2 separate regions of the Homo sapiens genome follow, and region 1 is linked to region 2. Evidence: chromatin contacts called from ENCODE Hi-C or POLR2A ChIA-PET data. All regions are on one chromosome and are shown on one strand. The core of a region is the stretch at or near the end of the contact, and the rest is flanking DNA. Distances in the headings are between cores, read along the strand shown.

Region 1 (3,684 bases), core at 464-2,963, 280 kb before region 2:
AGGCATATACCCAAGAGAACTGAAGACAAATGTCTACACAAAAACCTGTTCATGAATTTTCACTGCAGCATTATTCATAATAGCCAAAAAGTGGAAACAACACAATACCCATACTGATGTATGGATAAACAAAACATGACTGTTGGATCACATTGAAATATGATTTGGCAATTAAAAGTAAATGAATTACTGATACAGGTTACAAAGTAGATAAGCCTTAAGAACATTATGCTAAGTGAAAAAATCCAGTCACGAATGGCCACATATTACATGATTCCATTTATATGAAATGTCCAGAATGGTCAAATTCATAGAGACATAAACCGGATTAGTTGTCACCTAGGACTGGGAGGTCATGGAAATAGGAGCATGATGGCTTAATGGGTCCAGTGTTTCTTTTATGGGGGACATAAAATTTTGTGATCCACACCCAAGTTGGCTGGCAGCTGTTTGTGTTGAAACAAGCCCAGAGGCAATGAAGAGACAACTCATCTATATTGCTTCCGTCACTCAGTGATGGAAATTCACATAATAATGGAATGCCACAATGAGAACAGGTCTGACATGGAAGACAAACTATTGATATAAACCCTCTTCTCCAGTGTGGCTATACAAGGGAATTTGTTCAACTGGTAATCACCTACGCCCACAGTCAGGCTGTGGGTATATAATGACAAGCAGAAATAGTTGCTATGGTTAAGAAAACATGGTCACTAGGATCAGAACTTGAAAAGGCTTAGTTGGATGACAGGGCTTGTGACATTAAAGCAAAATGACAACACCTGTCCTTGAGTAGTTATTGTACATTACCTAAAATGTATCCTGGGGATGAATGTGGGGCTTAGGCCCTAGGAGAATGGCTCTGGTCCTTCGGTAAAACAGTAGAGAGAGCTGGGGGAATCTGGCTGTGAAGGCAGTAAGTGGTCTGGCTCCAGAGGAGGGTCTGAGAACTGAGCATGGACCCTTCCTTCCCTCCTTGCTCCCCTCTCCTCTAAATCTCACCACTCCTCTTCGTTCTTTCTAGAGCATCCTCCCAGGGAAAGATCAGGTTGAGATAAGCAATCATCTAGGGCACAAAATTTAAGGGGACCGGACATGCATTCTTGGGTCTCTGCACAAACCCCGTGCACCTAGGAGAGCATATGCTGCCCTTGTTCAACAGACATATCTGGAAAGGAGACCTACGTGGGCTCTAGAAGCTGCTCGATGCTGTGGGTTGGGGTGTTGGGGTTCTGGGGTACCCAAAGATAGAGGGATGCAGGCATGGTGGGCATATCCCCTTAGCCCCCTAAAATTGTCACCTCAGTAGGTAGGACACAGCAGGAGCAGGCCTAAGTGTGCCCTTGAGCTTAGACTTCTGATGACTAAATTGGCTTGGCAGAAATACATGTGACTAAGAAATGCAAAAAGAGATGCTCTGCATTATAAGTAATTTGGGAAATTGGAATTCAAACAACAACAATAACTTAGCTTAGATGGGTTTAAACAGGGGAGGGATGTGGTCAGAATGCTTTAGAAATGAAAGAATCTAGTCCTTAAAGTAGCACCCAACTTCCTGGGGAAATGATTCAGATTTTAGATTTTCTAAAATACTGAAATGACAAAATCACACCAACAAGATTGCCTCTCTTGGTACGTTAAAATAGCACAGAATATCAGAGTACTGAAAACCCAGCATCGCCATCTCTAGGTAATGAGGGGGAGGCGCCCTGAGAGCAGGAAATGACATCTTCATCTCTGGGGAGGCCACAGAGCACAGCAGAGCAGCTGGCTCATTGTTGTCTTCTGAATGAACAAAATCAGAATACCAGTTCACACACAGAATCGTAAAGCTCCCACACAGGAGTGTAGAGGGTCCACATATAGAAACATTTGCTGTATAATTGAAGATTATCTGTGTCAGGGAGGCAGTGTGAAAAGAATAAGGGCCATACTGCCTCTTACAACTGGTGACTTCAACACATATGCTCTCTCCTGAAGGCTTAATAAAATGATAGGATAGTAGTTTGTTTGTTTAAAGGCAAGTCCTATAAACTGAAAAGGATAAAATGAATTGGAACTATTGTGGAGGAGTAACAAGAAAATTTGAGAAAATGGAAAAGAGATGCAGATGAGTGAGTACATAGCACTTAACAGGAGAGAAAGCTGAAACCTTGTATCTCTTGGGGAGAAACCCAAAAGAAGTCAGTGGGTTCATACCTGGGAACATTTCAAGGCTCCTTCTGGGTTAAAGGCCCACCATTTAGAAAGGTGGTGGTGTTCCTCAAGGCAGTGGGGTTGGCTCAGGGAAAGACTGCATGAGTAACAGCTGAGTTTCCACCCTTCACAATCATTCCACCTTGTCAGGATTCTGTAATTTGCTCCCTCAGCCAGAAGACATACAGGCACCAAGTATAGTTTAAGGAGGAAGGTGCATTTTGAAACCAGGTATGGGCCAGGCACGGTAGCTCTCACGTGTAATCCCAGCACTTTCGGAGGCTGAGGCAGGTGGATTGCTTGAGGCCAGGAGCTCGAGACGAGCCGAGGCAACATGGCGAAACCCTGTCTCTACTAAAAATACAAAAATTAGCCGGGTGTGCTGGCGTGCACCAGTACTCAGGAGGCTGTGGTGGGAGGATTGCTTGAGCCCAGAAGGCAGAGGTTGCAGTGAACTGAGATCCTGCAACTGCATTCCAGCCTGGGTGACACAGCAAGATCATGTCTCAGAAAAAGAAAAGGAAAAAAAGAAAGAAAACAGATATGTTAAGTAAAAGTCCATGTACTGAATCCTGAGCCCTCCAGCCCCATTCCCCTGCTGAGAATATGGCAGCCAGAGTTGAAATCAGAACATTCCTCAAAAACAGACCTGCTCAGGAGAAAAAGCCTAACTAATAATTACAGGCATTTGAAGTCTCATAATAGGCCACCATCTAATCACCCACCCATAGCACAGAACTTCCTATCCTCTTTTATAGTGCCTTGCTTCTAAGAAAGAAGGAACAGTCAAAGTTAGCAGGCAGTTAAAGACATTCTCCAAAATAAAACAGAAAGGAAGATACGAAGAAAATGAAGCTATTTGAGGGAAGCAGTGACACTGTAGAAAACAGAAGAAGAATGTTATAAAACTTATAATTATTATCTCCAAGAATCAGAGAAAAATCTTGGAAACAAGAACAGAGTCCCATAAAAAAGGAAGAATTGGAGAACAAAGAGAACATTTTAAAAGTTCAAAAGACAGGTGAGGAAAATTGAAGAAATTCCTTCAACAGAATAAAAAGAGAAAAATGCAGAAATTGAAATAAAATAATAAGAAAATTAAAGAACTATCCAGGCAGTGTAATAGCGATCTGATGGGAGTTTAGAAAGCAAGAACACAGAAAACAGAATGAGAGACCTTTTTAAAGGTGTCTTTTTTTTTTTTAAACTTTAAGTTTTAGGGTACATATGCATAATGTGCAGGGTTTTTACATATTTATATATGTGCCATGTTGGTGTGCTGCACCCATTAACTCGTCATTTAGCATTAGGTATATCTCCTAATGCTATCCCTCCCTCCTCCCCCCACCCCACAACAGTCCCCGGAGTGTGATGTTCCCCTTCCTGTGTCCATGTGTTCGCATTGTTCAATTCCCACCTATGAGTGAGAACATGCGGTGTTTGGTTTTTTGTCCTTGTGATAGTTTACTGAGAATGATGATTTCCAAT
Region 2 (3,584 bases), core at 1,032-3,531:
CCCCCGTGTACTCCTTACTATAAATAAACACCCTTAACCAGGTGGTAGAATGTTATTCAGGAAAACAGGCAGAAGGCTTTAAATATGTTAGCAGATCCTTCTATCCTTCCTTTTCTCTTTGTTTAGGTTTCCCAGGAATGTCTTGTACAGGAACAAGTTTTTGCTGAGAACTGAGGACTTCAGAAACATTTATTTCCATAAATAATATACTAAATGCATATAATTTTTCTCTAGTTGCTAATACTGGGACTTGGATGGGTCTTCCAGGACAATAGGTGAAGGGTTAATTCCACATACTATACACAAATTGGTATTTCTCTAAAATAATGTTTTCAAACTAATGATAACAATCCACAGTAAGAAATACAGTTTACACAGCAATCCAGTATATTCACACACAGAAACACAGACATATAAAACTAACATTTCATGAAACCATACTTTTCCTTACAACATGCAATGTACTCTATTCTCAATTCCATCCCATCCTCCCTATAAAAAAATGCTAACAAGACCTATTAAATTGATTTTACGACCCAGTAAATGGGTTTTGATGTGATGAAAAAAATATTGTGTATATTTTTTTCATACATTGTAATTGTTCATATTCTGTATTTCTTCACTAATTTAGACTGTTTTATTCTCAATTATACTACAATAGCAAATATTTTGCAAGATTGGGCTAAAAAGTCTCTGTGGCCAAATGAATATATAGTTTTGAAATCTGGCTGCAGATGTGCTGATTGGCAAAGAACATTTAATTAGTCACATAAGGTACATCTTTAAAAAATATTATTTCCACTGAAAATCAGCTATAAACATATTTTCTTTTATAAATACCAAATTAATATTAAAGAAGAAATCTTGCAAAATTCTTTCTACCAATACCAAAAGATTTCTAATGCATGGACTAAAAACTCTGTTATAGGATTATCAGAAACAGATGTTTTTGATATTCAATCTTTCTTAAATGTAAAATATGAAAACCAAGCAAACAAAGCATTCTGCCTCTTCCATGCAGTTTTAATCATAATACAGTTTTACTTAATTAGCAAATACAGATGGGGCCTTAATAAGAACATTTTAAATGTAAGAGGTTTTTGTGATAATATAATCCCACTAGTAATGATCATGTTATCATCATTATGTAATTTAGAAAATTTATGAGTCAGTGAAAGTCATTTTCAAGATGGTATACAGAAGTCGACCTCATAACCTCCATTCCAGCCAAATGGCACAGCTCAAACTTCCTGAATATGCTTACATATTTTTTGTTTTATTACCTTTATTTCTAACTCTTTCTTGAAGTCTTCCCAGTCATCAAGCTGGAAAAAAAAATCCCTCCCTCCCCTGAAATCACGTATGGCTTGTTAAGAACACTTGCTATATTAACCTCCCTGGGCTTTTCTTTGTAATTGGTCATGTAAATATTATACCAACCCTGACTGACTGAGCTTCTTGGAGCTCAACTCTGTATCATACTTATTTCTATACACTCCCCCAACACCCAAACAACACCTTGCTGTGGCAGGTGATCAATAAATTTTTGTTGGTTAAAATGAACATTTTGAACAACAGTGAAAATAGGCATTTATCTAACCTGTGAAGATGGTGCTACTGTACAGTGCTGTAAATACATACCAACTCATGAGTCTAATAAGTGGAGACCCAGCACTGCTTGGCCTTTTCAAGTTTTTCCCTTTTGGTGTATTCCTTTACAAATCTTTCCCCGCTTTATAGACTAAATAGCATCCATCATGTTAAGTCAGTGAATCCCATTTAGCAATTAAAGGTGATTACAAGAGCTATCAGGCATCTGCTTTCAATATTATTCCAGGCATGGGAAATTAGTAATGGCCTGCCTTTTCCCTCAAACCACTGCCTAATGCCTTGATTTTTGGAAGATTTTGCCAAACCTGCTTTGTGGTCTTGCCTTGCTAAGATCTGGAAGAATTTCATATTTTCTCTGAAAGTATTGCTAAAAAGAATAAAAATATCCTAGAATGGGTTGGGTGGTTTCCCTAATTGAATACATGGGCCTGAAACACTCCTGTATTGAAACTAACTCTATATACATGGCATGTAACCAGTAAAATGAAAAGCAGATGCTGTAATTTTCACGTAATAAATTCATATGCAATCTCTTAAGATAGTTGAGTGTACTTCAGAAAGCCCAGTAGAGAAAAGACATGAATAAGTGCGGTTAGCCTAGAAGCGGACAGAAATTTTATAATGGGGTGGGTAGGTGGGCTGGGGATGGACAGAGACGTGGAAAGAGCTACAACCTCACTTAAAGCAATGCTGCCCCCATGTGGATACCAAAAATTAGAATCTGTAACTCAGTCAACAGCTCTTTATTCTCCTTAGTAATAAGACCTTCCACTTCCTGTAATTTCAATTTGATGGCTGTTGCTAGGACAACTAGGAAACGAGGCAAGGAACAGACAGACCTCCAAAAAACAAACAAACAAACAAACAAACAAAAAAAACAAACGAAAAAAACAGGTCACTGAAGTGAAGTTACTATATTAATTCTAACTTCTAACAGGAACACAGGAACAGTGGCCCTGCCAAGGGAAATGCGAAACTGAATCTAAAATGAGGTGCCACTGTCCTGAAAAATGATGGTTGAGGTACACAGTGCTCATGTTCAGGCTGTGTGATAGACTCATCTATCAAAGAGTGCTTGTAAATGCTTCCCTTGGAATTGGATGACAAAACAACTTTATCTCAGTATGCACGCAGTGGGAAGGAAAAATTCATTTTTTAAAACCTGTAGTCACTTTAAGTTAATCACTCTGACAAGTATTTCTGTTTGCAGTTGAATTGTCAAACAGATAATAAAACAAAATAAACATGGTGTAGAGAGGTCTCTAGGCAAAACTGCAGTTAATGTACCTCGGTAAAAATGGCAGGAGTATTCCAAAGTATTACAGAAATGTGAAAACTTGAAAAGCTGAAAAAGGTTAAGATGAGTTCTAATGTTTCATTTAGATCCTTATTAGGAAGTGACTACTCTATCTGAGTCTATACTGACTAAAAAGTGTCTTGTTCACGTGCTGCAATAACTTGCACCGGGAGGTAGAGTAGGTACTGAATGTGTGCTTCACACTTCCCCTCAAGGACTCAGAAATGAAGCTAGAAGGGAATATGGAGTTCATTCACATCCAATCTCCTCTTTTTACAGCTGATCTAACTGCAACCTGCAGAGGTTAAGTAACTTGCTCCCAAACCCACAAAGTTATTTCTGGTGAAGCCAAGACTAGAACTCGGTTTTCTCAACCTTCATTCCAAGGCTCTTTTGTCTCCTTGTGTTCTTAGATGGAAATGCCTGTGTCTGTTATTACACCTCAACACTGAAGTATGTGTGCAAAGTCACTGGGTTTCTACAGATGTTATTCTGCATGTAAATTTTATCTTATTTCTCCCCAAGTGACTTTAAATTTGGAGCAATTTCAAAATTAGCATTCTTTTGGATAAAGATTTAGTTGGCTTCAATCCCAGCACTCTGGGAGGCCAAGGCAGGCAGATCATGAAGTCAGGAGATTGAGGCCATGCTGGCTAACATGGTGAAATCCTGTCTC

What was found. A loop is a pair of places that touch in the nucleus more often than their neighbours do. ChIA-PET counts read pairs that join two places held with the same protein, here RNA polymerase II (POLR2A). Pooled maps may share reads with other maps.
Region 1: a loop to region 2 is called in a pooled map, with 4 times the contacts of the local background. The contact joins two enhancer-like sites. A Hi-C loop is called at or near these places in 3 of 168 maps with a recorded cell type or tissue (Caco-2, IMR-90 and posterior vena cava) and 12 of 50 pooled maps. POLR2A ChIA-PET finds 5 or more read pairs at or near these places in 1 of 52 experiments (Panc1).

What each region holds. Positions count from the first base shown.
Region 1 is chr9:77,474,643-77,478,326 of GRCh38, forward strand. The region is part of intron 2 of GNA14 (G protein subunit alpha 14); the gene reads right to left. All of the region lies in intron 2 of GNA14-AS1 (GNA14 antisense RNA 1), which reads left to right. Among named protein-coding and RNA genes, the nearest start is that of GNA14-AS1, 29 kb to the left of the region's middle. Within about 2 kb of position 1,714, at least 4 of the 41 ENCODE cell types and tissues checked have a DNase peak (open chromatin) inside an H3K27ac peak, as active enhancers do.
Region 2 is chr9:77,749,335-77,752,918 of GRCh38, forward strand. All of the region lies in intron 5 of GNAQ (G protein subunit alpha q), which reads right to left. Among named protein-coding and RNA genes, the nearest start is that of GNA14, 100 kb to the left of the region's middle. Within about 2 kb of position 2,282, at least 3 of the 41 ENCODE cell types and tissues checked have a DNase peak (open chromatin) inside an H3K27ac peak, as active enhancers do.